4 separate regions of the Mus musculus genome follow, and regions 1, 2 and 3 are each linked to region 4. A link is a loop called in an ENCODE intact Hi-C map of the cell type or tissue named here. Cell type or tissue: left cerebral cortex. All regions are shown on one strand. Region 1 overlaps Gm31686 (a long non-coding RNA gene). Region 2 overlaps C530044C16Rik (RIKEN cDNA C530044C16 gene). Region 3 overlaps C530044C16Rik (RIKEN cDNA C530044C16 gene). Region 4 holds the start of Gm38808 (a long non-coding RNA gene).

Region 1 (8,000 bases), 260 kb after region 4:
GAGATATGTTCTTTTAGCTGGGCTGCCCTGTCTGGCCTCAGAGGGAGAGGAAGTGCCAAGCCTCACAGAGACTTGATGTGCCAGGGTAGAGGGATACCCAGGGGTCTCCCAGCCGCTCAGAGGAGAGGAGGTGGGCAAAGGATTGTGGGAGGGAGTGACCAGGAGGGGAGTAATGAGCAAGATGTGATCATACAAACACTGGAAGGTGAGTTCTTGCTGGGACAAGGTGCCCATGAACCTGGGTCTAGCCTCAGAGCCCTTTCAAACCAAGGAGCCAATTGACCGGAGGTGGAAGCCTTGGCAACTCTGTATAACATCCTTGGCAATGAGCATCAGGGAGCAGTTAAACACTGACAGAGGGTTAGGTCCCAGGGCAGTAAAAGCTATCCCTTCATCCCCAGCTGAGCTATGAGGCCAGTATGCCTGTAACTAGCCATGCTGGATAAGTCATGCCATCCTTTGACTTATGTGGGGATCCTGGTACTGAGACCCACGAGGGGAAAAGAAGCCAGGTAAAGCCTGTCAGTTACCTGCCCGAGGCTCACCACTCTCCTGGCCTGTCAGTCACACCCTGGTCCATCGTGCAGAGACTAGGCTGCCCGGGGGTCCTTCTTATTAAATGCCAAGCCCTGGGACTCTGAAGTTCATTTAGTGTCCAGGCCCCCATCAGCCTGATGGAATCAACTTTCCCATTTTCCCTAGGCTTCCACACCTTCTGCTTCTGACCATCTTTTGTCCACTTCACGGAAACCCCATTCCCCCCATCCTCCCCCTACCCCCGCCTCCCCATATCACTGGATGTCTTAGTTTCCAAGAGCATTCAGTGTCATTTTAGCTTTTAGCCATTTGTTTTTATTTTTTAGTTATATATACTTTTTGAGACGTAGCATCCCCACATAGTTCAAGTTGACTTTGAACTCACGATTCACCTGCCTCTGCCACCTGAGTGGCATCACTGTCGATGCTACCACACTCTGCATGACCCATGTTTTATTATACCGTCCCACCCTAACAGAACTCCCTCCCCACCTCCTCCTCTCCTGACCAACTGACAGCATTTCTACTCCTACAGTCAGAAAACTGCAAGCTGTGTTCTTGCTGAGTAGAGCTGTCCACTTGAGTTGCCTTATCCTTTGTCATGAGCCAACTCCCGCAGCCGCTGTTCTCTCCAGTCTAAACCCATGTTACAGCCCAATCCCTGGTTTAAAGATGAAAACAGTGGCCAGCAGGTGCAGCAGCTGAAAGCAGGCTCCCTGTGGGGTCAGCCCCTTCTGCCAAGCTGGTCTAGGCAGCCATGCCAAGACCTTCCGCTCAGGCATCTCCTCACTGCGTAGGAACCCAAACTCCCTTCCCCACGCACAGGGCTGTACTTCTCTTCCCTGGCACCGGCCCTCACTCAATGATGGGGGAAACTGAGAGGTGAGTTCCTATCCTCTGTGGAATCTTCTGACTAGGGACCTGAGGGGACAGGATGAGCTACCTACCGCCAGTCTCCTATATAGGCCTGTCTCCTATAGCACAAAATGGTCACTCAAAGAGATCGCCCTTCCCCGCTCCCCAGCACGGGTACTAGGAAGCAGCCTCAGAAGCAGAGGTGGAGGCAGTTACAAAGAGCAAGGACAGTCATATTTCCATAACTTGATGCACATGGTGGAGGATCTGCCAGCCCATGGAAATTGCCCTGACGTTTGAAAGGAAAGATTGGTTGGAGCCCTGCTCCTGTTGGCCCCTGGGTAAAGAAACCCTGCAAGAGAGACGTGAAACCAACTCCATTTCCACTGGAAGTGTCTCTTCCTTTGGTTCAACAGCCCAAGCCCCTCCCAGAAAGCGCCCGTCCCCCAACCTCCACCCCCAGTGTCCCTGCCTTGCTGTTCTCAGCATTTGCAAGGTTGCCCACAGTCTGAGAGTGGGGTGCTCAGCGCTGGGAGTAGTGGGTGAGTTCCCCGTGTTTCCAGCTCGCCTGTGCAGATGGATCCGCAGCTGATTAATGACACTCTGAGCCACTGCAGCGCTCATCTGCTTAACAATCCGATTTCTAGGACGTTTTAGAAGTTGTTAGCTGACTGCCAAAAATGAGGATCATTAAAAATAGATTCACAGCTGTTGAGGAAGCCAGAGATATAATTTTACCTTCATTATGCCTTATTGCAGATGTTATTGATTTAATCTCGTTGCATTTTACTGTGTAATATCAATTGGCACTGTCTTTGCTGTAGAAACTGGGAACTGTGTTTGTTCTTCTTGTCTTCGCAGCAGAAGGTATAGTTAGTCGGACAGTCCAAGTAGGTCCAAGTCGTCATCCCGAACTCCGACCCACTCACCACCTCTGATGGCCACCGTAGCTGAGACCCATGTGCCGCCTTCAGAGACTCAGCATAGACCCATGACAGAACAAGAATCTGAAAATGGGGCATCTACATTCTACATCCTTTAAGATAATGTTCAAGCGTGTGAACCATCAGCATCAAACAAATGAGGAGAAAGGGTGGGGGGCATCCTTCCAGCCCCTTCCAGGTTTGCTTGGGCGGTGCCACACACGTCCAGTCCATGTGTTGAATCCTTTGCTTGTGTGACAGCCCTGTCCTCTGAAATCTTACGCTGAAACCTGATAAATAGAATTTAATACTAAGTAAATTAGGATGCAATAGGGTGTTGTCTTTCAAAAAGTGTTACTCTGAAGACTCATTCTGAGATATTCTGAGATAATCTTTAAAAAAAAAAGGTTCAGAACTGGAAAGTTTGAGAATGCTACATTAAAGAAGCTTGGGAAGCCCGGCGTGAGGGCTCCTCTTCTTAAGTCCTTACCATTGTAGCCGATTAAAGGCTCCTGGGTACCAAAGAAATCTGACTGACTCTGTTCAATAAAGCATTTTCCAAGCTAATTTGATGCAAAGGTATCTCTTCTATTCATGTACTAACACTCCTCAGTGTTCATTAGCAGCAAGCAGCCTTTGGAAAGCCTCTGGTTTAACCTAGAAGATGAACCGTCAGCACCTCTGGGAATCCCTCCACCTTGTGTGCTGCTCTTGTGGGCTCCAGCTTGCATTACAGGGGCCTTTCAATGATTGAGTTTGTGACCTAGGCAGCATCCCTCACCTTCTGTCCCTGGCCCACCACCTCAGCCTCCTAACTCTAAATAGCCCACCAGTCAATTAGCATCTCCTGCCTCCACGCAACCTGCCATCTCATGACCAGAGAGAGCCAGGCTGTGCTTGCCGCATCATCTGTGGGTACAGCAGGGCTTAGAGTAACTCTCCACAGTTCTACCAAGCCCTCTCAGATGACATTAGCTTCGTGATTATTCAAGTTCGCACCTTTTTGTAGCTATGGCTTTCAGGGGGGTCACATAACCACTTGTCTCGGTACCCCTTCACCAGCACGACACACATAAAACCATGCAGCAAACAGATGAGACAGAAACACTTCTCTGTTTGTAAGAGATTAGCAGAAAGCCTTTGTCCCCACCAGTAGCATTTGAAAGGGCTCCCTAGGCAACATTTAGGTTGGTGAGTGCACACAGGGGAATTCATCAACTCTGGGGGATATTGTCAAAGATTCCCTCTTTGTGACCATTCCAGGATTTTAGGTATTGTTAAGGCTAGTGAACAGTTGTGGGGTGTGTGTGTGTGTGTGTGTGTGTGTGTGTGTGTGTGCATGTTGCTTCTTAGAGAGTTTAGCACCTTTGATCATGAGGTCTAACATCTGCTATCAGCTAACAAAGAATGTGAATTATCTCATCTCAGCTCCCCTCAGCTCTTCTGTATAACAAATTGGGGGATTCTAGAAAAAAGAACACAAAACAAAAACAAAATGGAACAAACAAACAAACAAAAAACCATCCTGCACCTCCCATGGTGACTTAACTGTGGGCAAAATCTAGCCAGGAGTCAGGTAAGGCGAGCTAGGGATCAGGTTCATTTGGCAACTCCGTTTTTTGTTAACTCATCAATATCGGACAACTTGTCCAGAGTAGCAGTGCCTGGCTGTGTGTCTCTCCACATATCCACTACGGTGCTGAACACTGAACCCCATGCCCATCTGCTAACTAGTGAGTTAGCACCACTCAGGCAGGAAGGATGGAGCCAATCTGTTCTCAGAAGGACTCCAGCCACAGAAGGTGGACTGAAAAGCTAAGCCGCACTTGTCACGTGCGTGTGTTATGCCCCAGAGAAGCATCTACACTTTGGGGTGGCATCAGTTGCGAGACATACCCAAGAAGTATGTTTAGGGAAGGCAAGGGGGCGTGGTTATGCTTATACATGATCTCATAGACTTCCAAGGGAGGAAGACATCTTTGAGGATCCTTAGAGAGAGACACCAGGCAGGGGAACAGCTCACAGATATACCCCTAACTCACTAAGGGGTGATGCTGGATAAACTACTTCACACCATTCAACCTAAGAGCCAATCCCCCAGCTCTTGCAAAAATCCCTGCTCTCTTCTGCTTCCAACTTCTTTTGTAGTTCTGGTAGAATTTAGAATTCTGACTCTTAAAGATCGAACTAAAATGAAAATTCCAGAAAGTCTGCGAAAGACCAAAGAGGAAAATTTAATCTGGGATATGATTGAATGTCCTAAAAAATATGCTATGGGGAAGGTAGGTTTAGACAAATAACGAGTTCCCTTTTTTACTACGCTTTTAGAAAAGAACGGCGTAGGAACCAGACATGTTAGTAAGAGGCTAGGAAAATAGAAACGTGTTTTACACAGCTAAAACTAAGCCATTAACTTCACTGCTAAACAAAGAAATAAAACACTACATTAAAACCAGACTGAAGGAAAATGGCGGAGTGGCGCCACCTGGTGTCTATTTTCTTTTACAACAGCTGGTGCTTTCTGCGCCCCCTGGTGGTGCTATGCAGGCAGGAAACCCACCTTGCCTGTTCCTTTGCTTTGTGCTGTTTGCACAGGTAAAAACAGTCCCTTGGTGTACCTACTAAGCAAGATAGACGTGCAGTCGCCATATACAAACAGAACAAGTGAAAATACACTATTTCCCACTTATTGCAGGGCACTCTTCCTTTTGATGTATCTCAGATAAACCCTGACTTCTAATTTAAATAATGACATGTTTGTAAAGCTCTTTCTCTCCAAAAAACTCTATTGAGGAGTTTGATTTTTTTTTTTAAGTTTAGTACCCGTGTTAACTTTTACTTATTTTTTTATATCAAAATAAACTTTGATTTCAAAAATGTAAGAGATGGATGTGAGTATTTGACTCAGAAATGAGCCCCATTCCCTCGTGTCTCAGTTTACCTAAATAATGAGGATTAGTTCAGTCTACCTTCCTTCTTGTGAGGGAGGGAGGATGGCGCCATGGTCAAGGACAAATGAGATGACTGTTTATGGGAGCAATCGAGAAATGGGACAGGCATTATTTGTACAAAACAGAGGTAGTATTGTGTGGGGATTTTTTTTTCTAGCTGACTTCAGTTCCAGCCCAAATATCTATGGCTCCAGAATTTTTAATTGGTTAATTGTGGAAAAGCCAATGAATGGGGAAGTTAAAAGTCCCAGTCGAGTGCCAAGGTTTAGTGTGAGGCACATCATTCATGTGAGCATGGCACATCTTCCATAAAGCAGGGATGTGGCCACAATGCCTGCTCTGCTTCTAAAATCCTTTGGCCATTTTGCCACTGACATCTGTCCTTGGAATATTACGTGGTTTTCTTACAGATTCTTCCTAACTCAAACTCATCCTGACAGATGAACCAGGGAAGGCTGGTATTTCCAAAACACCTCTTGGTTAGTGTGAGTCTAATCACCTCCTTTCTCTGATTAAGGTTTGACCTAGCTACTCTCCGCCACTTCTTCTCAGGGCATCTATGGTGACTGCTCTAAGGTAGAATATCCCACACGTTCCATGCTCAGGGTCATTCTACCCACGCAGTGAAACTTCATACAGGTAGGACAGGCACAATCCATGTTTTGCAATGTACCATAGATCTCTGTGCCTCCATGTCCTCATCTGTGAAATGGGTACTATATTACTGACTATCACAGACTAAGGTGGCACTGAGTACACATCTCTGTCCCAGACACTGAGTAGCTGTCACTCTTCTGGTTCACAGAGCACACTCTAGAACTTAGAGTCACTTCTGAATTTGATCCCAATGTTCGTCTTGCTGTTTCATTTTTCATTTTCTAGCAGTCCAACATACATTCATTCCAACCCCCACCCCAAATACGGAGTTCAATATATGCTAGTTTAAACTTACAAATGTAAACAATTTATGAAGTGTATGCTTACCACAGGCCTGTATTTTATTTATGATCCAGTACTGAGTCCATCTCACGAACTATAATATAGTTATCATAAACTCGACAACATGTTGGTGGATCTTGCCTACTGGTATTTCATAGTTTCGTGTACACGTGTAATTTTGATTCATGGTATTTTCAGCTTACAATGGTTTTGTTGGGGACATAGTCCCGTTGTAAACCGAGGAGCATCTGTACTTGTGAATACGTTCTTCAGGCCTCTGCTGTAGCATTTCCTTAGGAAAAAAAAAGAAAAGAAAAAGAAAAAAAATTCACTTCTTCCTCTCTAGTGACCCCTGGTGGCCAGCATGGAAATGAACATGGCAAACAGTGTTAGATGTGAAGACCGGTCTCAGTGGCATTTTGAAACACCGCGTGTATCTTAGACAATGTCCTCCTCCTATCTCCCTCACACTGCTGCATCCCCTACACTGGGACCCCTCTCACACTCTAACATACTGCTGCCCATTCAATACCTACTGGCTACGTGCATTTACTGTGGCAGGTCAAACAATACCATCCTGAGAAATTCATGCAGATTCTAAAGACATCACATAGAGAGAACAATAAAATATGAAACATATATTTTATTATTTTAATTTGTATTGATTATATACTGAAATGATATACTGTCTGTGTCTTACAGAGTTTTTATCACCAGAGTAATTGTACTCTGTCATGCACTACTTTCCTGTGACACTTCTTGTCTTTAAGATTGGATCTGGCTATGTAAGCCTGGACTGATGAAGAACTGGGGTTGCAGGTGTGTACAAAGCCACCCCCTCCTTCTCCCAGGCTGGGGTTAAAACTAGTGCCTTGTGCATGACACGAAAGTCAGTTCAGCTAAACAAAGTCTTCAGTTCCCCTCCAGGGCACAGGTTTCTGACCAGGCTTCCAGGCATGGGCTCCCTCTTGTGGAGCAGGTTTTAAGTCCAATTAGAGAGTGCTTGGCTACCCCTATAATAGGAATTCCATAATTGCACATCTTGCCAGGCAGGTTGATCTTGTAGTTTGTAGGTTTCACATCTGGGTAAGAGCTTGGATGATCTTTCCCCTAACAGCCTGCGTAGAACTGTCTGGACTATGAAAGCTAGCTGGCAGGGAGAACAACCTCTTTAATGGCTGTATAAGTGTCACGTTTATGGGTGTATGTTCTCTATTCAGATAATCTGGGAATAAGCCATCGATTAAGCAAAATTGAACATAATACTTCAAAGCACCCTTTGCAGTTTCTGTGGCCACTACACCAGCTTCTGGCAAAAAAATAAATAAATAAAAAGATAGTCATAATTGTATGAGCAACATCCTTAGTGAACTCAGCTGTTTCTCTTTGCTCTCTCCTCATTCGTCAGGGAGGATTTTGATATTCATATCACAATTACAAGATAGAGTGATTTGGGTCCTTAAATTACATATGGAAGTTAACCTTTCACCTTGAACAGCATCCTAAGTTAAGAATAAATAATGATTGCATTAAGCCATGTGTGATCTTTTAAAGATGTGTTTTACTGTGTACAGGTATGTGTTGTCTGTCTGTGTCTACACATGGGCATGCATGTGCTCTCAGAGGCCAGTAGAGGGCGTCAGATCCCCTGCAGCTAAAGCTCTAAGCAGTCATGAGCTGCCTGTGACAGCAGAGCTAGGACCCCAGGAAGAACTCTTAACCTCTGAGCCATCTCTCTAGGCAAGCTAATGGAAATTATCTTAAATGATATTGGCTATTTGGTTAATATGGGTTT
Region 2 (8,000 bases), 110 kb after region 4:
ACTGTAGTTTGGGATATGTGAGGCAAAGAAATCTGTTCCTTCCCGAGTTTCTTTTGGTCACGAGGTTTCATCCCAGAAATAGTAACCCCAAGTAAGATTGCAAAGCTTCAGGTAGGGCGTGTTAGGCATTCCTGACCTACTTACTGTCATCTCAATAGGCCATTTCATTCAGGTTTCATGGTCTGGCCTTGATAGTAACCCAAATAATAAAGCCATTATATTGTAGAAAGGAAAGCATTGGAGCTCAGTTGGAACCCAGGCAACAAGATGGTTGTAAAGAGAGTTGTAGCAGTAATGCATTCTCTTCTCCCAGCCTTCTTGCACTAACTGCCTCTTACGTTATGCCAAATGGTCCCTAACCATGGCTGGCCTTCTACTTAACAGAGCCAGGTCTGGTGAATGCTATGACATTCTCTCCCTCTTTGGGAATAAAGTTGGTTTTATGTCCCCCTATGACAATGTCAACAGGTTCTGGTTACGTCTAATTGCTGTCCCCATGGAAACACCTGCCCACTTTTCTTTTTACTGTGCTTGTGGGCATTCTTCTGTGGCACTATTCCAACTAGCAGAGTACCATTTGAGGAAAGACATATTGGAGCGTTAAGTCATTTGGGAAGTAGGTTTTAAGTCAAAGATTAGAGTGCTCTCGAAACGTTGACGCTGTCTCACGTTTAACAGACGCCTTCTCTTTTCCCTTAGGTATGTCTGCAACCAATAATTGTCCCCAGAGCACTAAATTCTTTTTTCTTTCTTAAAAAGACAAGCATTTGACATTCTCTCGAGCAGAGTCAAAGCTTGGAAAATGATTAGAATCACGTGACTTCAGGGGGTGTGTGGATATTTTACAGACAGTTTCAGGCATTTTTGAACCGTACCTCATAGGCCCAGGAGCTGCTATGACGCGTGCTGGCTCCTTCGATGCTGCAGGCGAATGGCTCCTCTGGTATTTCAGTTAAGAAATGGTCGCACAGCAGCAAGTAAGTTTCCAAGCCACAGAACTCATGTAGCCCCTCTGTTTCTGTTGATAGGAGAAATGAGGTAGGTCTAGGGAAGATTATAATCCTTGAGGGTGGACTCGATGGCAAACTCGGGAGAAGACCCTGTTCTGCCACTCTGCACAGGGCAACATGGGTGAGCGCTGCAGGAACACACAGCATTCATTTGATTTTGAATCAAGTTTTGGTGTTTGAGAGTTTGGACATGTTTTACTGTTGCCAAGCTTTTTGCACCCCGCTCTGTTCAGTGACAAATTCTCTATGTAGGTCGATACCCACAGTTTGAGAAGCTGAGGTTTACTGTCTCTTCTGCTTTCGGGCTGGAGACAGCTAAGAGTTAAGAGATGAACTCCAAGTGTAACATCTCAACCACTTCAGAGGTCTCCTGAGGACTGAGTCTTCATGCTGCAGAGGCTGAGAGAGACCCAAGGGCTCAGATTTCTTAGACTCAGCCTTCCTGATCCGAGTCCTCTTGACCTTCCTGGTAGCATTGACTCCTCTATTAACATCTTGCTACTGAAAATATCAAAGCAGAGTCGGTTTTGCTGGATTCTACCCTTGTAGTTCCACAAATTGGTTCCTCTGAGAGGATCAGCATCAAGAAGGTGCAGGCAGGGAGTGAAGAAATTGCCCTAAAGAGCTGGAAGGAGAGAAATTAGTGTTAAGTTGTCACCTGACACATGGAAGGTAGATGTGAATATATGTTTCCTTAGCCTGCGCACGGGGAAGACGATATAACTTAATTCTCAGGGGCTGTGCATGATTATATTACAAGGAGAGAGTGCAGGAAATCTGTCAGGGTGACAAACCAAGCTGAGAAAGTAAAACAAATATCCAGTGAGCCATGCCTTCTTCATTCTAGGAACTCCAGTTTAAGAAACCTCTGCTGGGCATGCTCTCCTGTCAGAGAGAAGAGAGTCTATCAGGTCACACTGGCAAGAAAGTCTGGCAGCAGGACTCATGTCATGCCATTTCTGTGTACAGTCTATGGCCAAGCCTAGTGTCAAGGGGTAAGATGACTCAGTTCCTTGGGGAAGGGCAGCAGATAGCTCTGATAATCTTTAAAATGTCCCAACTAGATCAACGTTTTATACTCTTCTATATAGTACTGAAACTGTTATAAATTTAATTTGGTGGTAGGCAGGTGCCGTAGAGTATGCCTGCAATCCTAGATACCCAAGAGACTGATGCAGGAGGATTGTAAATTTGACACAATCCTGTCTCAAAGAAAACTAATAGAATGAATTAAAATGAAGGGCCGAGGATAGAGCTTAGTTGATCAGGTTCAACCTCCAGTGTAAGAAAGAAATTAATGGGATGTCTCTTTTCTGGTGTGAGAATGTTTACACAATGGCAACCTTCAGTTCTCTATTCTCACTGCCATAGGAAATGGTGGTGGTAGTGTGTGTGTGTAGGGGGAGGAGGGGGGTTCTCAGACTTCCCCAATAGAAATGAATAGAGGTAATATTCTCTAAGGGAAAGTCTAGAAGGCAGTAGATGTAAGTGCCAAAATATGGCAGCACATATTTTAGGTTCCATTGTGTATTTAAGAATTAAGGCATTCCACAGAAACCTTCCACCAAAGATGGCTCTTACTGGGCTTTCCATTTGAAAGACAGACTGTCTGCTGGCACTGCAGCAAACCTTCCCAGCAGCAGATTCAAGGGTCCATGTGCTGTCAAAGCTAGTGTTTTGGGTTCAGATATTCACACCCACCTGACAACTGCCTACCTTCTGTATTCTACCCAGGGGTCAGGGGTGCCACTTTCCAATCCGAGATCACCATGTTTCCCCAAGACACAGCTGTTCATCGGGTGGTTTGAGGACAGAAAGAAAATGTCCATTCCATCTTGTGTTTCTGACTTCGTGGGCCTCACCTACTGGGTGGAGAGGAAGGGAGGCTCAGAAGCCTCCATTATGTCCTCACAGGCCCTTTGCAGACACAGGCACATCTATAAAGTGCCCTGGCACCTCCTCATGTCGCCTCTCTGCTTGGTTTTCTGAGTGGCGTGCTGAACACACGGGCGGCAGTGGCTGTCTCCATTTACATTCATTTCTTGGGTAGGAAAGCAATTGTTCTCAGATGATAAGAAATCGTGCTCTCGAGCATCCCCAAAGTGTGCTTTACTTCCCTGGCTCGGGAGGCGGCTGTCACTGCTGGCGTTGCTGGCGCTGTGCTCTGGTTTGTCTTCAGTGAGTGTCTCACACTCCCAGCCCTGCCACCTCCCTTCCTACTGTGTTTGGAGAGTTGTTTGCTTCTATGTGTTATTCAGTAAAGAGTGCACACATTTTGCATTTCAAAAGCTGCTGAGATGCTTACTGGGACCAAGCCTGGGTTGATGCCGGACCTGACTGACCTCTCCAGCGGCCAAAGCGAACTAAACATTTCAGTCTCTCACTGCCTCTTCTGGATGCCTCCCAGATGAACACAGACTAAAAACCACACTAGTGTTCTTTATCATTTTGTCTTCTGTCTTTGTTTCCTGAAAGGCACATTGCAATGTCTCTCTAACATTTGGACGAAGTAGAAGCTGACAAGAGAGCTCAGGCGGACCAATGCCTTGATGGGAACAGAGTCAGAATTCCTGTCCCCAGTACCCAGACCCACACAACCGCTTCTTTTCATTTCAAATAAAAATCCTTCTCGTGCCTCATGCTTAGAAGGAGATTCTAGTAACACTACCTTCAATTATGCTGCTTTTTAGGGGAGACTAACTTTGGGGCCAATTATGAAAGTAAGGAGACCTGGAATGGTGTGAATGAAGTTCAAAGATGAAATGGGAAAGAATAATAGAATTAATCATCCCATAATTCTTTTCAACCCAGGACCCAAGGAATCCACAGGCACCGTGTCACCGAGTCAAATGAGCTATAATGGAGAAGCCAAGCAAAGGCCTTTTATAAGTTCCATCTTTCCTTCTCTCCGTCTGTCTGGCCTTCTCGGTACTTGCACTTTATCTTTGGATGAAAGACAAGCAAACTCTGGGCCAGGCACCAGAAGAGAATGAGTAGGAATAACAGCAAAAAGGGTCCATTGCCAAGAGCGTGGAGGAGGCTCCACGGCAGAGCCAAACCCTTGACTGGCACTGCGGGGTTCTGAAGCCCGGGACATCTGTGGAGCTGGTCACCTCAGGAGGGGAGACTTTTCTGTCTTGGCTGATGCCTTCCCTGCACAGTGCCTCTGGCTGAGTTTGTTCTTGGCTGATTCTCTCTTATGGCAAGGCAGGTGCTAGAGGTAGGGGGGAGCCAGGGAGCTTGAAGTCCATCCACTGTTGTGATAAGAAAGCAAAGGAGAATATGTTTGGTGGATCACATATGAGAATCCCGACTCCATCTTGAGGGTGAGCTGGAGGAGCCGCCTCTGTGAGGCTGCCATGGTCACTTATAGAATAGGGTTGAATGCTGGAATTTTCCACGTCTGCTGAAGACACACAGTCTGTGGATTGGTGAATGCTTGCTGTGAGTGCCTCTTCAGCTGTATGTAGGAAGTTACAAAATGGATTTTGTTGTCTGTGGAAGATTTACTAAGCTCCCTGGCTGTCCAGTTGCATGAGTGCTGTCCTCTGGGTGTTGCATGGATGGCTATGAAAGAACACACTTGATCTCTTTAAGTCTGGCCATATTAAGTGGGTGGGGAATATAGACATGAAATAAGTTATTGTGAAATATTAAAAGCCAAATATTTTCCTGAGAACTGAAGGTTAAGGTTATGAAAAGTCTAGACAGCTTGAGGTCCCTCAAAGTTCAGGCCCTTCTTTAACTCCAGTGTAACTAGGTCTGGCCTGAGCATCCACTGCCAGCACACAGGCCTGGGCTCTCAGATCACTTCAGCTGGGACATCCACAGTTCAAAAACAATGCAAGTCCAAGCACCCAGAAATGTTTATGAAGGCTGGCTAAGAGACAGTTTCTTTCTTTCTTTTTTTTTTTTTTAAATATCACTTTTTCACAGTTATTTTCAGAGAAACAGAAATATTGACTTGATAGCATTATCCAAGGATGATTCAAGTATTGGTGTGTGATTAGTGCCAATTGTGTAAAATAGTTCCAATAAGAGAGATTTTTGTAAGTTCTCTGTAGGAAACACATACCTGGTACTGTCATGTCCAGCATGGCTTGGTCCTGGACACATGACTGGGGCAACAGAGGAAGGAAGAAATGCTAGAACTGAAGAAACAACAGATACATATAGAGCAGAGCTGGGACTGGGTGGACTGTGCTCACGCTTACATAGGGTACCTACTATGCAACCCTGAAACTCATTGCTCGTGTTATGCACAGCATGAGGAGGAGGGGTTAGGCAATCTTAGTGGTAGCTTTCTATAGTGAAGCAGTCTCCAGCTGTATTCATATGGGAAGAGGAAGGTGCAGTCTGTGCTTTCTGGGCACTGCCAAAATCCACACAGAGACCAGAGGAAGGCTTTGCCATCCCCCAAACATGACCCGGAGAAGCCTTTACCATTCTCACTGATCTGAGACAATGGGGCCCTTGACCTGGCCATGCTCATGCCAACAATACACATTCACTCAGGACTTCATCTGCTCACCAGATAGTTCTGTAAGTCTGTCCCAAACCCTGTGGTTGGGGAGCTCACAAGCCACATGGGGAGCCTGCTACTCTTATTCAGTAGATGAACACAGTACACATTTCTCACTAAGTTCATATGAGAACTTATGGCCTTCCACTCTCACACCTCACCAGATAACTCTCTGGGTATAGTAGATGTAGTTAATGCAGAAACTCACAGTCGGTCCTAGGGAAGAGAGTAAGTGTCAATAGAATAGTCAGTCACAAATGGGACATCTACATATGATTCTCTCCCCAAAGCTCAAGGACCACTGTAGAACAGGTGCTAGATAAGAACCAGAGGCTAAGAGGTGGAGAATCAGAGCAAAACAGTATCTTATGGACATGGTAGGACCTCTGTTCTTATGAGCTCATGGCAGCTGCTTGTCTGCACAAGAGTTGCACAACATCAATCCACTCAACACTCTATCATAGAGAGGAAAGTGGTTCTTGAGCTCCCACTCTTAACTGAGAAGCTATTGACAATTGATGGCTTCCAGGGAAGGGAGCATCAGTTTTCTTTAAGGGTGTGACTTCTCACAGATGGATTATGCTCCAGTGTATCTGCCCCATACATATATGGGCATCACAGATTGGAGTTAATAAGTGGTCTAAACAAATAAAAAGAGGATGCAGGGTTGGAGAGTGGATTATGATCAAAATACATTACATGACATTATCAACATATCCACAAAAAGTCCATTGAGTGTCAATGTATGCAGTAAGTAAGCATAAATAAGACAAACTGATAGAAATATGGAAAAGTATATTTTAGACTAAACAATGAAAGATAAATTTGATCCTGGGAGTTTCAAAATAACATAGGCTATAAGCTTAGATTTTTTTAAAACCTACTTTAATTATGGTTCTTTAATGCCTTAACCCCCCTTTTAGCCTACCACTCACCAGAGGTAGGGGAAAAAGAAAGGTTAATAGGAAACAGGGGTTGTTGTTAGAAATAGTTCTTTGGGGTCATTTCAGTCTTCATTGTCAGCAGTCCAGTTTACTAGCAAAACACCAAACATGAATTAACAGCTGCATTCCAATCCACTTGGCAAACTCCAAACACAAATCAGTAGCAGTGACTCAATTTGGAAGAAACCCCGAGGCTCCACCAATTGATATGAGTCCCTGGAAGCAGCAAGAGGCGTCAGGAATACCACCAGAAGTTCTTTGGTGTGTTTCTTTCTGCAAAGTCACAAGGAAAGATCGGTAGAGAAAGCAAGATGAGCCAATGCGAGAACGTTGTTGGCGGAGTCCAACATCAGTGAAGCCTAACAAAGACCAGCAAAGAGTTTCAAGGTGAACCAATGCAAGAAAGCCATCCACTGTCTGTTGAGTTATATGTGTCTACTCTTTCCAAATATCATGTGCCTCCCAGGCATTTGCTCCAGAAAAACATCACATACCCTTCCACCAATTAAGGGCTAGGATCCAAGCTTTGGGATCATAGCTGCAGGCAGTGCCAGCAAAGATAGTTTTCTTGTTTGTTCATTGTCGTTTTTGCTCTCAAAGCTTCAGCCTTTCTCCTGGGATGGCTGAGGAGCAACGCAAACCATTGCTGATGGATGGAGTCAATTGCCTGCCGGTTCCTATTTTTTTCCCTTCAGAATTCCACTTACAGGAGGATAGTTTTGGACAAGTAAGCCTCGTCCTCCTGTCAGTCATCTTCTCATCACCGTCCATGTCACCTGCCCCTTTTCTGGGAAGACTCCTGGATAATGTGTTCCATCTCACTTGGGGAGTAATTCATGAAACAGAAAGACGTGCAACCCAAGACAAAGGGGATGCTGGGAGAGAGACGGGAAGACGATCAGCAGGATGGCAGAGAAGGGTGGGCCACAGGACTGCAGGCAGGAGGACAGCCTCAACATGTGCAGTGTGGGAGAGGAATAGGAAGCAGATAAATCGCACATCTCAAAAAGCTTTATGTAGCTGTAACTAGGCTAGAACAACCTGGGTTTGTTTAAAATGTACACGCTCATTAGGTTTGCTATATTTATCCACACATGGAACATGCATCGCTCTCTGAGCAAATGATCACTTGTTGGCTATGATAGGGAAGGGCAGTATCTTCTTGGCACTTGGTGCGTGGTGGCACATACCTGTCCTGCTAGCAGACAGAGGCAGAGGCAGAGGCAGAGGCAGAGGCAGAGGCAGAGGCAGAGGCAGAGGCAGAGGCAGAGGCAGGAGGATCTCTGTGAGTCAGAGGCCAGGGTATTCTATCTAGTGAGTTCCAGGTCAGTCATAGTGAGTTCCTATGCAGACTCTGTCTCAAAAATCAAAACAAAATAAACTCAGTTGCTTGCTTATACCTCAGTGGTAGAACACACTGACAAAGAAAATCAGTGACCCACATGTCAATGGCAGTTTCTCTTGCAGATTTACTCCAAAGTAATTCTTCTCAAACCATCTTGTTTATTTCAATCCTTTGCTCTC
Region 3 (8,000 bases), 130 kb after region 4:
GATCAGGTTTTAGTTCTGTTCATGATGCAAACAGCTTATGCCTCCATCTCTGCCCTTCATAAATGAACTCTATGAAGGGTGAGATCTACCAAGAGAAAACTGTAACAATACAAGGGAGATGGAATCTAAGCTAGAGGCTATTCTTCCCTGCTTCCCTGCAGAGTGGAACCTTCGTAAGTCTCTGTCAGTGACTTCAGAACCACCCGCATTTCCCCGCCAGAACAGGGTTGGTCCAGATTTACTCTCGGTGGTTTGACCCGGAGGCTCCTGCCCACAGATCTTGCTGTCTGTACCATTTACTTGCTGTTCTTCCCCTCTTAAGAAAGCCGAGTGCAAGGCACAGATCTCAGAAAGGTTTCCGCCCCAGGGAGATCCCTGTGCAGAGGGTACCTGATGGGATGGATTCATGGCTGTTCTGAGCTTTGGAAATGGGAGTCCTAGGCTGAGTTGCCTCCCTTCAGCTGCTCGGCAGGGCGCATGTAAAATCTCTGCAAACAGTCCCCGTGTGCTTATAAAACCTCAGGTCACTGACAATTGCAGTGCTCATTTGCTGTGGCCAATTTAGCGCTAATAAGCTGAAACTGGGCTTTGGGGCTTTGTTTCCATGGCACGCACACTCCCTTTAGAAACACATTTCCCAACTAGAGATTGCAACCTAATAGAGTTTGCCCTGCTCCTCTGTGTAAACTGACTTGTAGCTCATTTTGGAATCATTTGCCCCTTAGTTGAACTGCAGCTGTCTTTTTTTGTCAGTGAGCTCCACTGCAGGGAGGTGGGCAGCTCGCACGCTGTCCACCTGTGCAGAGATGGCAATACCCCCTCGCCCCCACTTTTCCCACTATCTGGGCAGAACAGGGAGGAGCTGTCTCTACTGGGGGAACTCTGCTCCTCCAAACCCAGTTTCTGCTGTTTGTGAGCAGCAGACTTGGGCCACACGTGTGACAGGGACCATTGTGGCAGGCCATAGGCGAAGATGCCCAGGTGGACCTTAGGGTTCTCCCCTCTGAGGTCTTCTGCAAGGCTGGTCCTGTTAGGGCTCACCCAGTGCTGTACAGCTGGCGGCTACTCACCCCTGCCAGGAAGAAGCCCTCTTGGGGGCTGTTACATCCAGCTACGGGAGTTGTCATTTCCAGCAAGGACAAGACACTCTGTTTGTGACTTGATTCTTAGTGACTTAGAATTTGAAGCTCAGGGTGAAAGACCGATTAAACACAGGCTCTCACAACTTTCTTGGAACAAAATGGAAAGGGTATCTTTTTGTCACAGGCTCAATCATCCCTGCCCCCTCCGGCAGTACTTGTGGGTTCAGGAGTCTCTGTTATCTCATGGCCACCAGCCCCAAGTTCCCCTGTAAACACATTGGTTTGTCAGACTCGCCCCAAGTAAGAGATGTCTTGTATTCCACTTTGCTTGACCCCTAAGGACAGAGAAAGAAGGGGCAACACCCAAATCCAACCCAAGCAACACTTTAGCAGAAGTCTGGTGGGCACATGGCCTCCCCCTTCCCAAGGGATGGTTAGGGAATGCAGATGTCTAATTGTCCCTGACATCCCAAAAGGCTGTTAGGAACTTGCTTCTACCTTGGAAGTTCTGCCAAAAAAATTCTCTGTGGTTCTGGGCAGAGACACTTAGAGACACCTCTGGGGCCAACTTTCTTTCATTACATTCAACTGAAATTCAGGCGGTCCTAAAGGAGAGATGGAGCTGGGGGAGGAGGCAGGGGTAGGGTAGGGTGTCATGGGATACCTCAGCTCCCCTCATGAGCTCACCATCCATAGCTTTACATCATGGCTCAGGAAAGGCAGCCACAGGCAGAGCCCAGGCCAGTCACTTGGTGTAGGGTACAGGGTAGGGCATAGGGTATAAGCACCAGGTGTCATGGTGGCTATTGAAATCTGCGAGACAAAGGGAAAGAGACAGAGGCAGAGGGAAGAAATGGAGGCATGCCGGTTTCTAGAGCACTGTTTGTTCGTCTTTACTTCTGCTTTGCCCCTTGCATAAGCCTAGAGTGGAACAGTGCTGCCATGAGCATAGTTAAAATATATATAAAATACAAACCAAGCTAGACCAAAGAACTGGGTACAATCACAGGCAATGGGCCAACCCTGGCAGGTGCTGGGCCTTCCCTGCTTGAGCCCCAGCTCCGTGCCTTCCTTCTGTCCCCCCTTACTGGCAGAACCTGGGGCTTGCCAGAGCACACAACATTGATTCCTTTCCCAATACTTAATAGCATGGGTCATGTTTGTCGCTGAGCCCAAAGGCCTGGTGGCCAGATCTTGCTAGCTGGGTGTTCTGTCTCTGACCCTGTAGGGAGGTGGCTCTGGATCACTGGCCTTTCATGTGAAGTCACCTCTTCACTAGGGTGTTAGGAAATAAGAAGGGTCTATCATGCTAATCTCCAGGTTATCTTGACAGTTTGTGTGGTCTCCTTTAAAGAAGAACAAAAACATGCCCCACCCCAACAGAAAACAAGTCTAGTTGAACACGGAGTTGGGAGGACGATGTGTTATCGATTCCTTCGGGGGATGGTAGGAAGGTCAAGCAGGCAGATTATCTCCACACTGACATTTCATTTTTTGCTCCAAGTTTTACTACATCCTGTCCCATTAGTCCCCCTCCCTCAATGATAGCAGTAGTCCAATCCTCAGAAGAATCCTGTGAAAATGGACAGCACTTTTCTCTATGCTGCACTGGAGTATCATAGAGAAAATGAGCCTGTGCTCTGATATCATCCCAGGAGAGCAGAGGGTGACCTTGGAGAGGTCAGGGATTCCCACTGATTCAGTTCCTAGAGACAAGAAGCTGCTTGATGAGAGAGAGAGAGAGAGAGAGAGAGAGAGAGAGAGAGAGCCTTCCTTAGAGCCTCACGGTTGGAGATGAGCCTCTTTAGGACTATCTCTCAGAAAGAGGTGGCCTTTGGTGAACTGATGCCAGTCCTAGGATGAAGAGCTGCTGCGTGGTGGGTAGATACTCTGAGGGACCAGAGGCTGTTTGTGAGAGCAAGGGTCCAAACATTTGAAGAGCTGCTGTTTAATAGAAGGTCCAGGTTTCTCTGGGTAATCCTTGCCAGGTGAATGCAGAGAGGATCCTAATGTTGGAAGAGAAGGAAAGGAAGATGGAAGATCTTTCCAGCAAGCATTAGAGTGTGAAGGTTCTCAGGGATTAACACTGACTCTGCAAGGAAGAGTCAAATATTCATCTGCAATCCATAACTCTTTTTTCTCAAGTTCAAATCTAAAACTTACAACAAGTTTAAACCAACACCCGTCTAACCGCTAATCTAGGTAATAGCTTCCCTCCTCAAGCAGCTTTGCTGGGACACAGTGGTGACAATCCATCACTTTGCCTCACGTCTGCCCACATTCCTTACCTGCAATGCTGCTGGTCCTTTGGAATGTAGTATTTAGTTATGCTTTTAAAATCATGGCTGTCCCCCATGACTTTTGCTTGTTCAGGCTTTCTGAACCGCTTTATACACATTTACTCTAGAACTGTGTGACCCTGTGGCCACATTGTAGGTTCTACTGATGGTTCTGTTTATTCAGTAGAGCTCTGCTTGGACAGTCCATCTCCCAACTACTCTCAGCCCACCCTCCCTATACAGACTGGGCTGTCCATGGGAATAGAGGGTGGTTCCAGGCCCTGACTCTCATTGGAAAGTTATAAATCTGAATCACAAAGTGCATCTGTAACATTTCTGTGTCTCTATTCGCATGGTCTAAGTCCATTGGTAGTACTTGCTTGATATACTGCAACCGCTCCACAAACATGTCGAGGAGGCTGCACCCAGAACTTTCTACAAGTCTTTTATTTTCCCCCAGACTTTTCTCAGTAAGCCACCCTTCCCAGGTCTGTGGGGTGCAGGCCTGGGTCTCTCCTGTTTTGCTCTGAACCTCACTTCCAAGTAGCTGCACTGCTGCTTGGCCTGTCTTCTGCACTGAACCCCCTCCCTTCTCCAGCTCAGGGTGTTTGGCTGTGCCTCAGAACCCTTCATGGGCCATACAGAGGGGTAACAGGAGTGATAACATTACCATCAAATTCCTTGCACCTTTAAAGGGGACAACAGTCCTCAGCCTAGGTATGCGCACGAGGGGCAGTGGGGGGGGGGGGGGGGAGAGAGAGAGAGAGAGAGAGAGAGAGAGAGAGAGAGAGAGAGAGAGACTCAGAGCTCAGTTTGTCTTTCACCGCCCTCTGCTGGTTGAGGTGGGGACTTTTAAAAAATCAAAGAACTGAGCTGAGAACTATGCAGTGGACTCTGATATCTGCAGGAACTTGGTAAGACAAGGGTGGGATAGGATGGGGGTGGGGTAGGGGTGTGGCCAAAAGTTTATATTTTATGGAGGAACAAAGTGATGTTAAGAAACCTTAAAGCCACTGTGTCTGAAATAGAAGCAGTGTTGCACAACCGGTTCAGTCCGATCCGCAGCCCAGGCGCCACCTGGTGCTGAACTTTTTCTGTCCATGCCCAGGTACCTCTTTACCACCCAGAGACAGAGGGAGTGGGAAGCAAGAATGCACAAATCCTTTAAACATGGGGCTACGTGGGGACAAAAGAGCCACAAGAGATTGAGGTCTGGCTTCTATCTTATAGCTACAATAGTCTTTTAGTGCCACCCAGGCGTGTGACAGGCCCCCTCTTTCTAATCTGTGAAGGGCTGTTCTCTGCTAATTTAGAATGGGGAGTGCAGGCTTTGTTTCCAATTTGTGTCCCGACACACCATCTTGATAGTGAGATGGGTGCTGACATATATTTTTATTGCAGAGATGAGGACCAGAGATGTGAGACTCTCGTGGCTACACAGGGCATAGAGATACTCACATCTTATTCCCACCATTCATGGGTGTGACTGTCAGGGAATCACTGGCAAAATGAACCCTTGCCAGTGGTGGCCAGTAAGGAAGCGGATGGGAGGCAAACTCTTAAGAAAGATGGGATCCGTGTCTCCCAGAGAGGTGGGATTTAAATAAACAAAGCAAGACAGAACCCAGGGGCAACGGGGGCCCCGAGAGAGCAGTGCAAATACAGATGTCCAGGGCCGGTGTACCGAACAGAGCAGAGGAGGGAGGTGGGGGCCAGGGCAGGACAGCTCTGCTCAGCAGTAGCTCTGGGGGTGAGCAGTTGTGAGCCTAGCCTGTGGGGAGCTGGGAGGGAAGATTACTTCTCTAAAGGTTGGCAGATCCTCTCGTTCCCATGACGTAAAGGAAATCGTGGAAACTTTCTGTCTGGGACAGGATCCAGGCACTCGAAGTCCTTGCCAACACTGTGATTTCTCATCTGTATGTTTGAAAGGAAGTTAAATAAATACGAGTTTTAATAATCTCTCTCATCGCTGACCACTGCCGTGAGCGCGACGCTGTGCTAAGCACCTCCGGGGCATCATCTCCTTTACCCTCCAGTACCTACAGGTCAGGCATGATTATTATCCTCATCTATGGCAAGGGGATTCTAATGTCTGGTGACACACAGGTGTACTAGCTAGTTACGAGTCTAAGTTTTAAGTGTAAACTAAGAATTTTGTTTCTCTTCATCCCATACCCCTGCTGTAAATGGCAATCTTCAGAGAACCCGCCCCCCGGCCCCCCGGTGTGAAGTGGATCTGATTTTTCCTACTGTGAGGCAACAAGAGGAGCCTTCAGAATTCCTTTGAGTGTTCTTAGGACACTTAGGTAGGTCTAACAAGTCTCTTCCCCAAAAGATACATGTGTTGGTGAAAACAGCTCAGTTTTTGAAGAAAAGGGAACCTACCTGCAGTTCTCAAAATGACCAGACGGTGGCAGTACACCATCAGTGATGCCATAACTTTTTTTGAGGTTTAAAGTTTGAGAAAACTGAATGCTGAATAGGTTTTTATGGGGACACAGAATTTTCGGTGCTAGAGCTCATTAAGCAATGCAGATAAAAATGGATAGCCTACAAAAATTTAATTTCTGTTTTCAACAGTATTTAGTTCATTGTTCAAAGTTGGTGATGCTATAGCTATCTATCCATCTTTAGGGTGAGCGTTGCCTTAAAGCTGATGGAGCACCGCCTAGAAAACAAAACAAAACCCTCAGTGCAGGGCTTAGGAAAGAATGTCCTACAAGGAGAGGGATGCTAACCTTGGTTTAAATATAAATTAAACCCTCATCATCTTTTACAGTTAAGTGAAACTTCTCGAGACAGCGGTGAAAGGTCTCCCTTCAGATATCCAACCAGACTTCACCTGAGGGGTTTTTCTCTCTGGCTTTAACTTTGTATGCCCCCCCCACCCCCCAAGCCTTTGAAGTGGTTATTTTAATATTTGTTGTGCTAGTGAAAGGGCCTGGTTTTAGTCTCTGTTCGCATTGCATTTCCAGGCCAAACATTTGATGTTTTTGCATCGCTCCCTTCCGGGGACCACGACTCCACTTTGTTTTATGACCAGAGCTGAAGCCAGCACCCATGACCCCGGAGAAGGGGACTGAGTTATTTATCCCCTCGGACGTTTCATTAAAGCACGGTTCATCTCCGCAAACAGTGTTTCCTAAACATGCTCTCTGATTACACAGAATGTTTTGCCTGTCCAGCTAAGCCATATTTTTTTAAGGGACATTTTTAAACACGCATGTTCAGGAACTCGAGCACCCGGTGGGGCGGGGGCAGCCCGGTGTGCAGCATTTAGAAGTGGAGTTGCTTCCTAATAAATACACAGCGGGGTCCTACAGGCGTGGGAGGTCCGTTCATATTTGTGGGAGTTAAGAGCATGGATTCCAAGGGAATTCAGAGTACAGACACTTAAAATAACACCAGTAAAGCTACATTAACCGCAGTGCCCTCAACACGTTGCCTTGAATGTGGTGCAATTTTTATTAGGTGAGGTTTTGTATGTTAAAGCCAGAAAACAAAACCAAACAGAAAAGCCAAAGAAACGGGCAAAACTTGGGATAATCCCTCTGTAAATATTTAATGAGAAACAGAACTGAGGTAGGTCGCCATTCATCTACTTTGATAACAGAGTCTGTGGAGGCTCTCCTAGTGGACTCTGGGGCAGCAGGGCAGATCTCCCCTGGAGCAGCTCATCCAGGCTGTGGCTAACACTGACATACTGACACTTGTCACGTTCAGCCGGATGGCAGCTCATGTGGGCAGGACACGTTTGACCAGAATTCCCCAGTGTCCCTCTGGAAGGGAAGTGGGTTATGTTTCGTGACCAGGGTTATCTTTATTTACTCATGTTCAGGTCAGCAGAAGAAAACGCACTGCATTAAAGTGTCGCAGGGCCATCATCCCCTCTGCTTCACCAGCCTGGGTTTCTGTTCTGGATCCCGTCTGCCTCCCACTCCCACCCCCACCCTCCAGTCCTCCCAGGGCAATCCTAGCTTAGCAGCTGCCAAGAAGTCAGAAGTGGCTGACCTGCAAGCCCCTTAGAGTCACAGCCTGTGTCAGGAACAAAGAAAAGACTACCTCATGTCCCTTGCAGATGCACTGAGAAATCTGAGGTCACTCTGTGAGGATACATCTGATGCCCTCCGTTCTCCTCTATCAGACTCCTTTACTGACAACCGAGACCCCTCACAGTGTCTTTTGATTATCAAGTGAATGGGATAGTATTTCCAAGGCCTTTCTGTAGTAAACTCTCATCAGCCTGATTCTCAGATAGAGTATGAACTTAGAATACTGAATTATGAACAAAACAGAGAGATGACTTAACTGAAGGAGGCTCTAACGAGTATGCGTATGCTTTGACAGATGTAGAGTATTTTTGATTTTGGATTTTTTTCCTTTGGGGGAAAATATTTTATTTACTTTTCTTATGTCCATCTGATAGGCATTATCAATAAGTGGAAAGAATTAGCTTTCACGGATTCCATGGTGAATGGTAAGTGTGGTAGATACATTTAACCTGACTGTATCATGATACGTATTCATGATTAGTGAATTGTAGTGTTGTGGTTCATGTCTTAGTCTTTCAATAGTAACCATAATACCCTAGTATAATCATTAGATGTACTATCTAAAAAATGGAACTGTTGGCAAAGCC
Region 4 (8,000 bases):
GGAGAGAGAGATACAGAGAGACAGAGACATACCTTGGCATATTCAGCTGGGATGGCTCTATCAAATCCCTCTCATTAGTGCTCAGGGAACCCCATGGAAGAGAAAAGGGAAGCATGTAAGAACCAGAGGGGATGGAGGACACCATGAAAACAAGGCCCTCTGAATTAACGTGAACGTAGCTCCTACAGGCTCACAGAGACTAAAGCGGTGTGCACAGGGCCTGCACAGGTCTTCACGGAGCCCTCTGCATATATATAACAGTTTCTGGTTTAGGTTTGTACGGGATCTCAGTGTATGAAAGAGTCAGTCTCTGATTCCCGTGCTTTATCTTAGGCTCTTTTCCTTCTGGTTGTCTTGTCTAACCTTGTTAGAAGAGTTTTGTTTCATCCTATTTTTATTTTATTATTATCTCCTAGAAGTCTGTTCTTTTTTTTTTTTTTTTCTAATGAGGGGCAGTAAGGGATCAGATCCAGAAGGAGGTGGGGAAGAAGTAGGAGGAGTAGAGGGAAGAGAAGCCATAGTTAGGATGCGTTATGTTGAGAAAATATTTTTAATAAAAGAAAAAATAGTATGCCCTGAATTCACACACAAGGGCTAACTGTTGGATCTCTTGCCATGTTCTGAGGTAACCAAATGGCTAAGAATTGAGCTAAATACAGAATACTTAGAAAAGCTACTTGAGTATATTGCCACATGACCTGTAGGGTTTCCTGTCCTTTTGTCTGGAGGAACTGGTCATGACTTTGACAGTCCACTCTCATCTTTCTAACCCCTCTCATTATCCATGCTAGAATCTGGCTTAGTGTGATGCCGACTGGATTGCAGTGCCACCACCTCATGAATGGCACTGCTAGCTGCATCTTCTAGGCAGGCAGATGACAAGATGGCAGAGACACAGCAATAGCACTGGACTGCACAGATAAGGGCCAGGAAACACAGGCTGTAAGCTTTGCTCAGAGAGCATCTAGGCATCTTGTGTCATCCCTAGTGGATGCTTTTAATCTCAAAATAGACACCTGGGAAAAACTACCCAGAGGGAGATATGAACTTAGGAAAAAAGATCCAGAGAACTTCAAGGGATAGGAGCAGGCAAAGTGGAACTATCTTAAGGACCAGGAATAAGTATATATGTATATGTATATATAGATATAGATATTGATATATTATATATCAATCAATCATACATACTCAGGGCATCTTAAAGCTCATTTGGTTTCCTGTTTGGTGTCCTGTACTGAGGTCTCAGATCTGGTCTCATCTCTGCCACACAAAAGTCTCTTGTTCTCAGAGCTGTTGCCTTTCTGTAAAACACTGGGATGGGATGCCCTAGATGACCACATAAGTATATGTGGTCTGGTTAGTGTGAGCATTTTAGTCAGGATTTCTATTGCTCAGATCAAGTAACACAACCAAAACAACTTGTGGAGGAAAGGGCTTATTTTACTTTATAGCTTATAAGTCTATCACTGGCAGGGGTGGGGCATGGGAGCCATAGCAAGAACTCAGGGCAGGAACCAGAGCAGAAGCCATGGAGGAACACTGCTGACTGGTTTGCTCCTCATGGCTTGATCAGCTTGCCCACCAGCCCAAGAGTGGCACCGCCCATAGGGAGCTGTGCTTTCCCACATCACTATCAAAAAAAAAAAAAAAAAAAAAAAAAAAAAGGCAGACTCATCTGCAGGCCAAGCTGGTAGGGACATTTTCTGAACTACAATTTCCTGTTCCCAAATGGTTCCAGCTTGTGTCCAGTTGACAAAAAGAAAACAAAACAAAGCAAAACAACCCAACCCCCTAAGACCCAATAATAACAACCACCACCACTACCACCACCATCACCACAACAAAACCAAAACCAACTAGCCAGCACACTGTTCATTTTCTGTTGTGAAGTAGGAGAACATGCAGGATGAGACATAGGCAGGACCTTCTCTGCCAGCCCTGAACACCTTCAGTCGTCCAAGGACAACTTTGGGGACGAATGTGGGACTATTAAATCATTTCAGAAATAAAATTGTATAGAACTTGACCTCCTAGTAATAACAAGATGGTTGGATCTGACTGGGATTATTAAGAAGGCTGAGTGTCCTCATCTCAGTGGTCCTAGAACATGGTCCTTACCTCAGCCCCAAATGTAGAAAGACCCATTTTGGTCCCTCGGTGTGGATCAGCAAGTACATTAAACTGATTAACGGTTAACTAAGCTATAGTAAATCCCCAGGAAAAGCAGGCATAGAGGAGATACATTTTGTTGTGCTGGAGAGCAGAGGGAAAGATATGATGTTCTCAGGGCTCACAAGGGCAAGATGAGCCATGCTGGACAGTTCAGGAGGGCCCAGGGGCAGCATGGGGGCACTGCCACGCCCTCGGGAGCATGGGTTTTGGGGTTTTAGTGCAATAAGCACAATGGCAGAAAACATCTAGCTCTTCTTTGATTCTGTGTAAGGCAGGCACAGCAAAGAAGAGCCAGAAGCACCAGAAGGGAGGCCCTCATCTGTGGGATGGATAAGAATGGCTCCAAGTATAGACCACACATTCTAACTCCTAGATCTTGCCTGCAGTATTCTGACCGTCCATCTGTATTGCAGCCTGAATTCTGCATTTTCAAAGCATGCTATGCTGGGTGATTCTACTGCAGGCAATTTGTGGATGACATTTTCACTTATTTACTTTTCTTTATTTTTATTGTTTTGTGTGCATTTGGTATAGGCCTATATGCACCTGTGTGTGCTCATCATATATAAATCCGTGGAGGCCAGAGGTCAAAGTTGGGTAGCTGTCTCAGTTACTCTCCACCTTAGTTTCTGAGGCAGTGTCTCTCACCAAACCTCACTGTTTGTTTTGACTAGGGTGGCTGGCTAGTGAACCCCTGTCTGCTGAATTTCATCCCGCAGTACTGGAGTTACAGTTTATGTGAGGTATACGGCGATCAGAGCTCGGGTCCTAATGCTTCCAGCTCTGATGCATTGTATGTCGAATGATATCCCACCTTTCCGTGTGAAAGGTGAGCACTCACCATTCGATGCATTGTTTCGGTAGTGTTTAGTTCCTCCCTACCACTGGCTATTTTGCACTTCATGTATTATTGCCCCTGGGAATGAGACAGGCTGCCCGATCTGGAAGCAACGAATACTTGGCATTCCTGCCTGCTGCTGCAGAAGTGGGTTTCCCCACTGCAGATCTCTATAACCTTTGGGTTGAGAAAGCCATAAGAACCCCCCTTCGGCATTTCCCCAAAGAAACACTGTTCAAATAACTTACAACACGAGGCAGATTGTGTGGTACTTAAGGTCTTCTTGGTGTGTGTGGAAGAGACCTGAAGGTCTAGGATATCCAGGAATGAGCGGAAAGCCACATTTCCAATATATCCATTAGAGAATGACAAGAGCTGGCAAAACTTGAGTTATGGGGTCGTAACTCCACGTCACGATTCTGGCAGTAGCATAAGGCACTTGAACCCTTCCTTGGTAGTTTATGAAAACGTCACCCTCTCTATCCTCACCCCACCTTCTGCCATAGAAGATTAATAGCTCCCATAAATTACAATCATATTAAAATATATGTATTATATCTCAATATGAGCTTTTCATATAGGTATGAAAATGCCCTTGACTTAAACCCCCTGAGTGGCGTGTCTTGCTTTTTATGCTAATGCAAATTAATTCCAGAGAAGATGTTAGTTTTATAAAAATAAAAAGGCCCTGTAGATGGGGCAAAGCTTTACAAAAGGTCACAGCGGACCTTGAGCCTGGCTACTCCGGGCTAGGAAACAATCAAAAACAGGCACGAGAAACAAGCATATGGAAACCAAACCAAACACAGATACACAAAAACAGGAGAAAGATGGCTATTTGGGAACAGACAGGAAAGAACTGAGGCTAAAGTAGAGCAGGCTGTCATGGCTGTGCTGGGGGGGGGGGGGAGGGTCCTGAATGCCTGAGTCACTTGGTATTAGGTGTTAAGATCAATACTGGAAAACTTGAATGTTCAGGAAAGCTGGATCATGACTTGAAAATGGCCCACGTTTGATATTTGAAGGGATAAACTACTGAAGCGTTCTGCGTAGAAGAAGAAGATGAAAATAATACCCAGCAGGGAAATAGGTGTTTAGGAGCCTCTAGGGCAGGGGTTCTCAACCTGTGTGTCGTGACCCCTCAAGAGTTGAAAGAGCCCATCACAGGGGCTACCTAAGTCTTCAGAGAACCTGCCTTGTCTTTCTGCTTCCCAGGTTCTGTAGAGCTGCACCCATGTCCAGATTTCTGCCACCACTCAAACCTGTTCTGTCCATATCGTACTTCAGGGACTGAACCAAGGCCAGCAGCACTTAAGGATCGGGACTCAGGACCATCTACAAAGATGTATGCTGAGTACTTCAGGGACTGAGCCAAGGCCAGCAGCACTTAAGGATCGGGACTCAGGACTCACCATCTACAAAGATGTATGCTGAGTCTTTGTCCTTTAGCTCATTCCTCATGATCTGGATTTGAAAAACAGAATTGAGAATCTTTCCCAGAAAGAGCAGCTACATCAGTTTGAACCATCACAGCCGCCAAATTGCACTTAGGAAGACAAAGGTGGTGGGAGAGCAGATGCAAGGGAGGGAGGGAAGACAAACAGGAGGAGAAGAAAAGGATGGAGTGGGACAGAGGACAAGACCAGCAGTGCAAACCTGGTCAAGCTTCTGGTGGGCCGTCGGAGCAGTCCCTCACTACTTCCACCAGGGGGCAGACTCTACTCACCAAAACAGCCCCAACCGGTCAGACGCTGCAGGGAACACTGAGGATTTAGAATAACTGTTCTCCTTCATTCCTGCTGGCCTCTTCTATCCATCAGGTCCTTTTGATACTGTCTCATCCCTGGGAATAGGACTAGGTGGAGTCAAGGGGAAAACCAAAACCAAAACCTGACTTTGCTCAAATTTATAGAGTTTCATACAACATAGAATATAGAATTACAGCCTTGCCTTACTGTTCTAAATGCAGATGCTTTACCTCTGTACTGCAAGGCTATTGCATACACACATCATAGTCACATTGTTCTTCTAGGAGTTTCTGAATGGTGGAGAACATTTTTCTAGTGTCGTCTCAGGTCTTTTCTGCTTTTGTTTCTGTTGCGCTTTTAATACAAGGTGAGAGAGTGCATGAAGGTGTGTGTGTGTGTGTGTGTGTGTGTGTGTGTGTGTGTTCAAAGAATTCATAAGCTCTCAGCTTCTGTGTTAGAGGAATATTGTTATTTGGAGAGTAGTTGAAAATAGCCAAATTACCGTAGATTGTTCTATGGTGCTTAAAATGTAATCTCCGCAAGTGCCTCGTTCTCGTTGCTTCTGAGCACAAGATGACTGACTTGGTAAAAAGGGAAAGTCTGAACTGGGATGCTAAAGGGGATCTATTTCTTTCATCCTCCAAGTCGTTAAATATTATTATTACTGAGAAGAACGTTCCGGTGCCCACGCTGTTTTCTTTCTGGTAGAATTTGTCCTATTTTTGAACGCAATAGAAACAGCTGCCTTGAGAGCACGTGTGCCTTTTAGACTAGAATACTAGTGAATGAAGGTGGCCTCTCCGAAAGGTGAAAACACCCAACGAGAAGCCAATAGGGTCTCTGAGATAAAGATCACAGCCCAAGACGAAAAGGGATGCGGAACGAGACGACGAGCTGAGGGAAACGCAGATTTACTCTTCCAAAACTAGACAAGCAAACATGGGCACAGCAAAGCTATTGAGCAATGGATAGATATTAGACTCCATTAGCCTTGGGCTTTGCAGTGAGCTGTAGGTACCAAGAAAAGTCGGTTTATGTTGAGTAACCTTGGACAATAGCTTTATTCACACTGCTTAGTTTGGTAACAGGGGAAGACATGGAGTGAAGCTGCTGCTCTGTAGAAGGGTCATGGGGCCTATCAACCCCTGCCTTTAAGTATAACGAGCCAAGCATTACCTCCGTTTAAGACATCTCACATAACTTTTATGATGCACCATTGGACTAATTTAGCCCTCAGTCTCCTTAATGCCTGTGATGTATTGTGGTGACTCAGAGATGATTATTTCCGGGTGTGGGACTTTCTCCTGGTCCATCTCATAAGCTGCATGCCGATGTCATGAAGCTATTGTACAGAAAGAAGGAAGGAAGGAAGGGAGAGAGGGAAGGAGGGAGCGGGAGAGGGAGGAAGAGAGGAGGGAGGGAGGGGGAAAGAAAAGAAGGGAGAAAGGAAGAAAGGAAGAAAGAAAGAGGAAGAAAGAGAGAGAAAAAGGAAGAAAGAAAGAAGAAAGAAAGAAAAAGAAAAGAAAGACAGGCCTTCAAAACCCTGGTTCCTTCAGAGCAGGAGGACGGACTATAAAGAATGATTTACTATTCGTCTCTGCCTTGCAGCCGTGGAAACTTGGAAGAAGATCAAACATCCTCTCCAATTGGGCCACCACCTTTCCGTGTATGACAGTGTTTTTAAATGAAATCTCTGTCAGTCTTTGTCAGGCCCGTTCATTTGTACCTTACAGAAACTGTGTTTCAGAAGAGTCTGGAACCCAGACGGAGACGGCTTTGGGATGAAGAAATATGCGGGGCATCTGGAGTTTTCTCTCATAGTTGGTGTGATCTCTTCTCTGAAAATCATAGGCTTTGACCCAAACTGTGATTTTCCCTCTCAGTTAATAGGTATTAGGAGAGAAAGTCAGATAGTCACAGAGGGGCTGACAAAACTCCCCAAGTCTAAATTTGCAGGGAAAGCAGCACCAAGCCTTCTTCGGCTTTCTCTTATTTGACTCTATCCCCTGAGAGACTTTAGGGTTTAGTACTCAATTTTATCGTTCATTCTTACTAACCTGCAAATCTCAATGCACGTTTAGAAAAAGAAAAGAAAAGAAAGGAAGGAAGGAGGAAGAAAACCAAAAATAATTACTTGGGGACCGCAAAGGCCATATCTATATATGAGATCAAACATTTCCTGTCTTCCCTTGCTATTTACCTCTAAATAAGCACTCTTCTTTAGGGCTTTCCACTTGCTTTTGTGACAGACAAACAGCAGGGGTTGTCTTCAGGCTAATTAGCGGGGCTATTCTGGGATCCTGCAGAGAGCAGGGCTAAGTGGCTTGCTATTTCCAACTTTAGTTTCAAGGGAAACTGAGCCCTCTGGGAGAAGCAGGGTTGTGCTGACTTCTCAGCTCACGAGTTAGCCTGGCCTTAGGCTCCTACTTCCTCTTAGGCTCCTACTTCCTTCACTGAACGGAGGACTGGGATACGCAGAAAATGACTCCTAAGACCCTGAGGGTAGGTGGCTTTAGGTGTGCAGTTTTGCAACACATTAAACTACTCCCCTTGACCAGAAACATAACCACAAGTGTAAAAGATTTCCAAACAAATGGCAGCAGGGGTGAGGATGACAGTAAGGATTGAAATTAGGAACTTACCTCCCTCTCAGAAATAAAGGAACAGCAGAATGCAATCTGGTCATCCTGTGCGTGTCTGTGAGACTAGGAGAGCAAGAGTCCGGGTCACCCAGTCTCAAGCATCTGCCAGTGTTCTCCAGACTCTGTACTTTTAAGTATCACCAGACTATCCCTCTAGACTCCTCTCTGCTGTGTTGTCATTATGATATCCTCCCAGAGAACTTACAGGATGCCCAGACTGGAGACAGGCAGAGTTGATTGCAGAAGAGAGGATAACACACTCCTGATAGGTGAGCTTGGGTAATGACCAGAGGGACATTGCAGACCAAAACATTCCTAAGGGCTAGTAAGGGACTGTGGCCAAAGGGACCAGTGTTCTAACCTACAATCTAAAGGCTTTAGAGTATTTCTAGAGTCTATAGAATAGACTGTCCAGGAGCTGAGTAGACAAATTTGGTTGGGTCTTTGTCTTTGTTCTTTCCAGGAAGCCTCTGGCTGCACAGTAATCTTATCTTAAGGCTGGGTAGACCTTCTGGGCTGCTCAGAATGCCATGTCTCCACCTAGAGACAGACATATCATTTAGACCCCATTCTTTGGACCAGCAGCAGGATCCTGTCATT

The links. Hi-C counts contacts between places; a loop is a spot of excess contacts. Peaks named below come from ENCODE experiments on the same cell type or tissue, not always from the same donor. Only the 100,000 strongest peaks of a DNase experiment are listed, where the experiment ranks them.
Region 1: it touches region 4 in a loop (11-fold over the local background); 39 of 42 quality-filtered maps call a loop at or near these places.
Region 2: it touches region 4 in a loop (3-fold over the local background); 2 of 42 quality-filtered maps call a loop at or near these places.
Region 3: it touches region 4 in a loop (7-fold over the local background); 38 of 42 quality-filtered maps call a loop at or near these places.

What each region holds. Positions count from the first base shown.
Region 1 is chr6:50,932,470-50,940,469 of GRCm38, forward strand. It overlaps Gm31686 (a long non-coding RNA gene), which reads right to left. Exons shown (of 4, transcript XR_377658.3): 3 at 6,251-6,497; 4 at 932-2,605. Among named protein-coding and RNA genes, the nearest start is that of Gm31686, 7.9 kb to the right of the region's middle. In left cerebral cortex, CTCF peaks have their summits at 4,832 (motif pointing left), 6,560 (motif pointing left), 7,196 (motif pointing left) and 7,831 (motif pointing right); DNase peaks (open chromatin) are centred at 1,979, 4,819 and 6,579.
Region 2 is chr6:50,780,474-50,788,473 of GRCm38, forward strand. The region is part of intron 2 of C530044C16Rik (RIKEN cDNA C530044C16 gene); the gene reads left to right. Among named protein-coding and RNA genes, the nearest start is that of C530044C16Rik, 8.4 kb to the left of the region's middle. In left cerebral cortex, no CTCF peak of the experiment used is centred here; DNase peaks (open chromatin) are centred at 3,179 and 4,021; H3K27ac peaks cover 197 bases.
Region 3 is chr6:50,802,553-50,810,552 of GRCm38, forward strand. The region is part of intron 4 of C530044C16Rik (RIKEN cDNA C530044C16 gene); the gene reads left to right. Gm31455 (a long non-coding RNA gene) reads right to left here. Exons shown (of 5, transcript XR_869068.3): 4 at 5,160-5,275; 5 at 1,713-3,088. Among named protein-coding and RNA genes, the nearest start is that of Gm31455, 16 kb to the right of the region's middle. In left cerebral cortex, CTCF peaks have their summits at 4,422 (motif pointing left) and 5,760 (motif pointing right); DNase peaks (open chromatin) are centred at 505, 4,216, 4,420, 5,219 and 1 more place.
Region 4 is chr6:50,674,633-50,682,632 of GRCm38, forward strand. Gm38808 (a long non-coding RNA gene) reads right to left here and starts at 4,850. Exons shown (of 3, transcript XR_869066.2): 1 at 4,737-4,850. In left cerebral cortex, a CTCF peak has its summit at 4,714 (motif pointing right); a DNase peak (open chromatin) is centred at 4,726.